2 separate regions of the Homo sapiens genome follow, and region 2 is linked to region 1. Evidence: chromatin contacts called from ENCODE Hi-C data. All regions are on one chromosome and are shown on one strand. Each heading gives the region's core, a stretch centred on a gene start or an enhancer-like site at or near the end of the contact. The rest is flanking DNA. Distances are from core to core; before and after follow the strand shown. Region 1 holds the start of DNAJC10 (DnaJ heat shock protein family (Hsp40) member C10). Region 2 holds the start of IFT70A (intraflagellar transport 70A).

What was found. A loop is a pair of places that touch in the nucleus more often than their neighbours do. Pooled maps may share reads with other maps.
Region 2: a pooled map shows a loop between it and region 1 (16-fold over the local background). The contact joins the promoter of IFT70A here to the promoter of DNAJC10 in region 1. A Hi-C loop is called at or near these places in 5 of 50 pooled maps.

What each region holds. Positions count from the first base shown.
Region 1 is chr2:182,714,545-182,718,592 of GRCh38, reverse strand. DNAJC10 (DnaJ heat shock protein family (Hsp40) member C10) reads right to left here and starts at 2,336. Exons shown (of 24, transcript NM_018981.4): 1 at 2,110-2,336; 2 at 1,521-1,577; 3 at 303-652. The coding sequence starts at 506. LOC101929976 (a long non-coding RNA gene) reads left to right here and starts at 3,983. Exons shown (of 7, transcript XR_427200.3): 1 at 3,983-4,048. It also overlaps a transcript of PDE1A not described here. RefSeq lists a silencer at 1,944-2,103 and enhancers at 1,665-2,269, 2,614-2,683, 2,704-2,853.
Region 2 is chr2:177,617,168-177,621,460 of GRCh38, reverse strand. It overlaps IFT70A (intraflagellar transport 70A), which reads left to right and starts at 2,719. Exons shown (of 1, transcript NM_152275.4): 1 at 2,719-4,293. The coding sequence starts at 2,760. IFT70A-AS1 (IFT70A antisense RNA 1) reads right to left here. Exons shown (of 3, transcript NR_198966.1): 2 at 3,941-4,160; 3 at 2,223-3,173. RefSeq lists an enhancer at 2,417-2,646.

The DNA.
Region 1 (4,048 bases), core at 1,087-3,586:
TAAGAAAACTACTTCAACTACTTCACGGATATTATCGTTTGTTTTGGGGTTAATGTCTTTAATAGAATTGTTGGAAAATCGTCTACAAATTAAGAGGGAACTGAATTTTTGGTACTGACATTCCTTCACGGGATCCTAAATAATCCAGAACATTTTGGTGCTTTTGTTTCTAGCATACAAGTTGAATTATAATTTTGACATATGATTATTCTTAAGCATTTGATCATTTAAAGCAATTTAAATAAATATCAAAATGTACCAAAAATATAATCAAATATTTTTAAAAACAAACGTTTACCTACCGGGTTTTTATCAGGATGTAACTTCAATGCCAATTTCTTGAAAGCTTGTCTTATTTCTCTACTGCTTGCAGTTTTGGACACTCCAAGTAAACTGTAAAAATCCTGATCTGTGCCCACTAAAATGGCCATATACACTATCAGAAAACAGAGAATGATCCTTTTCAAGTCTCTGATATAGTCATCTTTATTTAACCAGACTCCCATTCTCTTTCTTATGCAAGTTCTGATTTAAGTGAACATTAAGATTCACTGCTGGTTCCAGTTGATGTAATATGCAAATTTGAGAACTTCTGTCTACATTACTTCAAGGGTGAATCAAGCATCACAAATCTGTCCCCAAAAATATTAATCTAAGAAAGAAAAGCAGGCAGTTAAAATACATTTTGAACTAAACAATAATAGCACAATTTATTTATCACAGAACATGGTCAGCAATACAATCTCCATTAAATGGCAAATCAGTGTGAATGCCCCAGGTTCTATTTTTCACTCTTTCTACATCCATGTAGCTAGATTTGTGAAATCACTGAAGATAGCAGAAAAAAGGTCATGAGTGGTAGTAAGTAGCTTGCACACACACCCTCAGCAATTTATACACTGAGAAAAGACCTCTGACGAGCATCAGAACACAAAGGTGGCAATGAGCTACAGGTGCTTCCTCTTTCTACCCAGTTATAGCGTTGCCTGTAATACCTCTTCCTTTTAGCTACTTCTTTACCTCCTAAAGCTGTCTAATTTTCATTTTCAGCAGAATTCACTTGTAGGAAATGTCCTTGGGAGGGACTAGAAGGAAACATAGGGTTTTTTACTTCTCATATAACCCTACCAGAAATGACAGTGAAATATATTGTTATAATAGACAATCTACACAGCAGTCGATCTTCTTCCCGGAGTTTCCTCAGAAGGTGCTTATACTGAATTTAAGTAGAGGCCATTTTTTAAAAATAGTAGAAAAACAATTGTAAGTTACCAGTGTAATTTTATTGCAAAGTTCATGTTTGGTGTAAGTAGAAACAAAACACAAAAAGAGAAGGGAATCGGTTATTTAGACATACTCTCTGCAGGGCAAAAACAATCATTACTTCATCATATCACATTTCAACCACTATATTTTAGTTCCAAAGAGATCGTAATGCTTTGAAAAATCTAACGCTCCTCGCACCTCATTTCTGTTTTTCATTTAATCCTAAATGTATATTTAAAAATTTTTCTCTTTACCTGTGAATGGTCTTCAGCTCATTTCTAATACTTCCTTTTCATTCCACAAAAATATACCTTTGAAAAATATAATGATGTAGAGATTAACAAGTATCCAAACAAGAAAACAACCATCAGAAAAAGAGAGGGCATAGTCTCAATCAACACTTTGGGATAAGATGTTTCTCGCCCAGGGGTTGTTCTCAGCGTGGGTGTGGCCGAACTGCCCGTGGCCCGAGCTACCGGGCAGGTGGAAGCGCCAGGTAAATGCAAGGCGCAAGCTTTCGCATTGCCATCACTGCAGAGTGGGAGAGGGGAGAGGGGTAAAGATGAAGACACGGGGGAACAGGGCTGTTAAGTGTTGCTGGTGTCTGAAGTCTCAGGTCGGACTTAGGGAGAAAGTGTAAGTAACTGAGAGGGAATCGCTGGGCAGAGGAAGGGTGGTGTGAATAACAGGGAGGAGGAAGGTGGGGAGCGAGAACACAATATCCAGGTCTTAAGAGCGCACAGGAAGGGAGGTTCAGGCGCTCAGCCATTCCGCCCCTCCCTGACCGGAGGGCCCAGGCCACCACCGGCTCCAGCAAAGCCCTAGCCCCGGGCCCATGCCCACCTTGCCATCGCGGGGTCGCTTCCTGTAGCTACTCCCCCATCCTCAAACCCTGGCGGCGGACCCCGCCTGGCCGAGCCCAAGCACCGCGTGCAGGAGAGAAGCACACGCACTCTCCGACGGCCCAGCCGCGGCGCACGGGATTGGTGAGGTGCAGCCACACCGGCGACTACCAGCGCGCGGCCGGTACCGGTAGGTTCCTCACGCGCCGGTCTCCACGGCGAGCCGGGGCGGGGCCTGGCGCGGAGCATTGTGGGAAAGGCGTGGAGGACGCTGCCTGGGGAGACCCGCTGCGGGCCCAGCGGGCGCTGCGGCGGTGGGGTGGAGAGGGCGGTGTAGGTTTAGGTTGACGTGGCGGTGTGCGCGGGATCCGGCTCCGGCTCCGGCTCCAACCCGGAGCTGAGGGAACTGCCCTGGCCAAGCAGCCCGCGCCCCCTCACCAATGCGGCCGGCGCCTGCCGCGGGCGGGGAGGGTGGATGGCGAAGCCCGCCTCTTCCTGCTTCCGTTGCCAGGGTGACGGGGAAACCCAGAGGGTGGGTTTTGGGGTTGAGTTCCCTGAGAGTCTTTTAAAGGGAAGACGGAGCTTTGGAGGATTTGTCTGGGTGATGGGTGGGTGAGACCGAAAGGCGAAATTTGGCGGAGAAAGGAGAAGTTGCCTGAAGCGACACTGATTGCAGTATCAGGCTAGCGGACTGAAGAGGCAGTAGGAAACTTGAAGGAAATTAAAACATTTACAATTTTGTGTAAGCGTGTGTATCAACAAGCATTTGAGACTTCTACAATATTTTCTGGATTCTGAGTCATACAAGCTAGAAACTGGGGAGTTATCGTTGTTCTCTCTTACCTTGATCTCCTACTGCTATGGTACAGGAACTGCATTTTGTCCCACAGCAATATAACAATTGAAGTGGTTATATTTACTACATTTTCTATATTTAAAAGAGAAAACCGAGCCTAGAGGATACCTGCTTATAACATCAACCCTAACATGAAATAAGTTGTGATTGGTAACAGTTTCGGGGAGTAAATCAAGTGTCAGCTTCTAAAAACTTGGAAAACTACACAGGATCTATGGCTAAGCTAATACTTGGTAGGAAAGAAGAGGAAGTAGAATGAACAAAGGCAAACATTAGAAGCAGCCTGATGTAATAGTAGTTAATATGTCTCAGGAACTGGTCTAAGCACACATGTAGTAACTCATTTAGTCCTCCAAATAATCTTACAAGATAGTGGCTCCTATATCTATTTCCCATTTGAGGAAACTGAGGCAAATATTTGAGAGCTAGGATTCACATCTAAGCAACCTGGCTTCAGAGACTATGATGTTAAGCATTATGACACAGTGTGTAACCATTTTGTTACACACTGTAACAAAATCTTAAAGTAAATTGAAAAACAAACAGAAAACTGGAAGATGAAGCAGGGACCAGATCACAGACAGGTTTTTATACCAAGATGAAGACATAGATTTCTATCTCTTAGGTGATGAGGAAGCTTTTAAAAAAGAGACTGAGATTGTATTTTAGATCATCCTGGCAGCTATTGGAGAGAGGATGCAAAGCATACAAAACTGGAGAAAGAACAGGAGAATGTTAGACAAATAGGGTAAATGCTTTAAGAGGTGGTGGGCCGGGTGTGGTGGCTCACGCTTGTAATCGCAGAACTTTGAGGGGCTGAGGCGGGTGGATCACTTGAGGTCAAGAGGTCGAGACCAGCCTGGCCAACGTGGTGAAATCCCATCTCTACTAAAAATACAAAAATAAGCCGGGCATGGTGGCACACCCCTATAATCCCAGCTACTCGGGAGTCAAGAGAATCGCTTGAACCCGGGAGACAGAGGTTGCAGTGAGCCAAGATCACACCACTGCACACCAGCCTGGGTACAGAGCAAGACTCTGTCTTGGGGGAAAAAAAAAAGTAAGAGATGGTGATTGGTTGGAT
Region 2 (4,293 bases), core at 1,470-3,969, 5.1 Mb after region 1:
CGCCCAACAAAACTAATCTATTCCCCAACTGCCTATCAGAGACCAGATAAAAGTCAGTCTATCACAGCAGCAGTGATGGTCATGCCAATTTCACAGTGTGATTTGTGCACTCATTTCATTTTGAAAATGACCCTGCCCTCCATCTGTCTAAGCAGAATGTCCTGCTCTTTTCAAGCCAGGCCTCTGGAGCAGCATCACATGAAATAAGGAGGAAGAGACACAGAACGGCCTCCCTCCTGCCCACTTCAGCCACCATGCTCACAGGTACCCACACAAAGAGGAGAACCCCAACTGAATCCTGGTAGGGATCCCAGAAATTTGGAGGAGAATATAGTCCTTTTATTTTCATACATTTTCAAGAAGCCATTTGAAGATGATGTAAATACAACTCTGCAAAACAGAGAGAAAGACTAATGAAGGGCAATTTCCCATTCCCATGTTGTCATCTCACCTTAATTTAATAGCAAATTACCTAAGGTAACAGTACATATATAAGAATTTTAAAATACTGAGCCTTGCGAGGCACAGTGGCTCACACCTGTAATCCCAGCACTTTGGAAGGCCAAAGTGGGAGGGTTGCTTGAGGCCAGGAGTTCGAGATGAGCCTGGGCAACATGGTGAGACCCTATCTCCATTAAAACATTTTTTAAAAAAGATTAGCCAGGCATGGTTGTGCACCTGTAGTCCCAGCTACTCAGGAGGCTGAAGCATGAGGATCACTTAAGCCCAGGAGTTCAAGGCTGCAGTGAACTATGATCATGCCACTGCATGTCAGCCTGAGCAACAGAACAAAGCCCTGTCTCTAAAAAATAAATAAATAAAATACTGAGCCTAAATTCCCAAGGGAGAACCATCAGGCAGCCTGCTGTAAAGAAGTCGATGCACCCCTTCCCCCAATTTATTACTGAGCAGTATCCTCTACCCATGTACCTCCTTGGGCTTAAGACTCTAAAAGGGTGCACCAAGAGATCAGATTGAAAGAAGCCTCAGAATAGAGTTATAGTAATATTCCACAGTTGCTTTCTGTGGGGTCTTAGGTGAGCCAAAGTCCCATTCAATCCTGAAATGGGTGCAGTTTCCCTTTCTTGGAATTGATGCACTGGGAAGCTCCTTGTCTAGTTCCAGCCAAAAAGACCCAACTCTGCCAATTCCTGGCAAGGGAGAAGACTGAGTAAGTACATAAAGTCAGTCATATGATGATATGAGCAATCACACACCTACTAAAAATCTCCTTCCAGTGATACTGGGTAAATACGAACTACACAACTCCAGTAGTCACATCTGCTCACAGCTGGAATCAAGGCCTAGAAGTTCAAAGTTTACTAACTACACAAAGTTAGTTCATTGTTTTAATGGAGAAACAAAGACAATAATATTCCTTATACACACTTAGCACCAAACAATGGGCCCTTACAAACTCACGTACATGAGATACATGGATTGGGTTATTCATCAGTCACTATTTCCTATTGAAATTGGTTATTGGATATCATGGTTCAGCCCCTACCTACCTAGATGTGGCTTTAAACAAACTATTAATTTAATAGTTTGATTTAATTAATGTAATACTTAAATCTTTAAACCTTTCTAGCCCACAGACTTCTTAAACTACAATATGCAGAATGCAGGCTGCTTATTCAAATTAGAAATACTATATGTAAACAGTCTCTAATAGAGGTGCTATATGATATGGTTGACATCGTTATCAACCGTATGATAGCTGTGAAGTTTATATACAGAAAAGATTTATGGGCAGTAACACTATTATGGATGCATACAAAGGATTTGCAGTAATTATGTAGCAAACAACACACTTTTACTTGGATTAGGTTTATATTAGGTGCTAGAGAGACCAATGGATATCATGGGAGATGACAAAAGATACTGATTTCTTATTGGCAGAGACAGTTGGAGGACCACAGCAATGGATACAACCAAGTGTAAACGCCAACATATACTCAGTAATTTTTTTTTTGTCATGGAAAAGGAGAGATACTGCGATCAAAAACAGATCCTCTCCCAGTACCAATTAAGATTCACAGCACTTTTTCCTTATTAACCTCTGGAAACCACCAAAATAAGAAGGATTTCTGTTTGCTGCTGTATTCTGTTCTTACAAACTGTGCCCTCGGGGTAGCATAAGAACCTGCTCTAATTCCAAGGGAATTCAAGGAGTTAACTCCCTTTTGCCATCCCGCTCCTTTTATTAAAAGGTCCTTTTATTGTACTGACGATCTCTACTTTATTAAAAGTAAGCCAAACGCCAGCATTAGTATAGACCACACCAATGCACAAGGCTCAAAATCGCCAGAACATGGTGCCGGAAATCTTCCTCCGATTCGCTAGAGACCGAGGTGGCACAACAGACACAGAGAGTGCCCCTCATCTTTAGGGGGCAGGGAAGGCGAGTGACCGTGCGTCCACACGGGCCGCGAGTCGGGTCGGTGCAACAGGGACTACGCCTCCCAGCATGCAGTGCGGCCACGCCTGCGCAGCGGCGCCACAGGAACGATGCATGCCGGGACCGGGAAGATTCAGTCTCTGAACGGCCCGGAGTAGTCGTCTTTCCCCTTCTGACTGCCGCCACGCTGCAGTCCAGAATATTTGAAGATCAAACCGAACTTGAGAGACTAACGAGAACGGTCCCTTTTTATTCCTAACAGATTCCTTCCGTGGCAAAGTAACCCGTCGTCTTCCGTTTCCGGTTGCCCGGTTGCCCTGTTGCCGTGGTAACCGCACGCATAACAGCCGTGGTGGTTATGGCTGGTCTGAGCGGCGCGCAGATCCCCGACGGGGAGTTTACCGCGCTAGTGTACCGGCTCATCCGCGATGCCCGCTACGCCGAGGCGGTGCAGCTGCTGGGCCGAGAACTGCAGCGGAGCCCCAGGAGCCGTGCCGGCCTGTCGCTGCTAGGCTACTGCTACTACCGCCTGCAGGAGTTCGCGCTGGCGGCCGAGTGCTATGAGCAGCTGGGCCAGCTGCACCCGGAACTGGAGCAGTACCGCCTGTACCAGGCCCAGGCCCTGTACAAGGCCTGCCTTTATCCGGAGGCCACTCGGGTCGCCTTCCTTCTCCTGGATAACCCCGCCTACCACAGCCGGGTCCTCCGCCTGCAAGCTGCCATCAAGTATAGCGAGGGCGATCTGCCAGGGTCCAGGAGCCTGGTGGAGCAGCTGCTGAGTGGGGAAGGGGGAGAAGAAAGTGGAGGCGACAATGAGACCGATGGCCAGGTCAACCTGGGTTGTTTGCTCTACAAGGAGGGACAGTATGAAGCTGCATGCTCCAAGTTTTCTGCCACACTGCAGGCCTCGGGCTACCAGCCTGACCTTTCCTACAACCTGGCTTTGGCCTATTACAGCAGCCGACAGTATGCCTCAGCACTGAAGCATATCGCTGAGATTATTGAGCGTGGCATCCGCCAGCATCCTGAGCTAGGTGTGGGCATGACCACCGAGGGCTTTGATGTTCGCAGTGTTGGCAACACCTTAGTTCTCCATCAGACTGCTCTGGTGGAAGCCTTCAACCTTAAGGCAGCCATAGAATACCAACTGAGAAACTATGAGGTAGCTCAAGAAACCCTCACCGACATGCCACCCAGGGCAGAGGAAGAGTTGGACCCTGTGACCCTGCACAACCAGGCACTAATGAACATGGATGCCAGGCCTACAGAAGGGTTTGAAAAGCTACAGTTTTTGCTCCAACAGAATCCCTTTCCTCCAGAGACTTTTGGCAACCTGTTGCTGCTCTACTGTAAATATGAGTATTTTGACCTGGCAGCAGATGTCCTGGCAGAAAATGCCCATTTGACGTATAAGTTCCTCACACCCTATCTCTATGACTTCTTAGATGCCCTGATCACTTGCCAGACAGCTCCTGAAGAGGCTTTCATTAAGCTTGATGGGCTAGCAGGGATGCTGACTGAGCAGCTTCGGAGACTCACCAAGCAAGTACAGGAAGCAAGACACAACAGAGATGATGAAGCTATCAAAAAGGCAGTGAATGAATATGATGAAACCATGGAGAAATACATTCCTGTGTTGATGGCTCAGGCAAAAATCTACTGGAATCTTGAAAATTATCCAATGGTGGAAAAGGTCTTCCGCAAATCTGTGGAATTCTGTAACGACCATGATGTGTGGAAGTTGAATGTGGCTCATGTTCTGTTCATGCAGGAAAACAAATACAAAGAAGCCATTGGTTTCTATGAACCCATAGTCAAGAAGCATTATGATAACATCCTGAATGTCAGTGCTATTGTACTGGCTAATCTCTGTGTTTCCTATATTATGACAA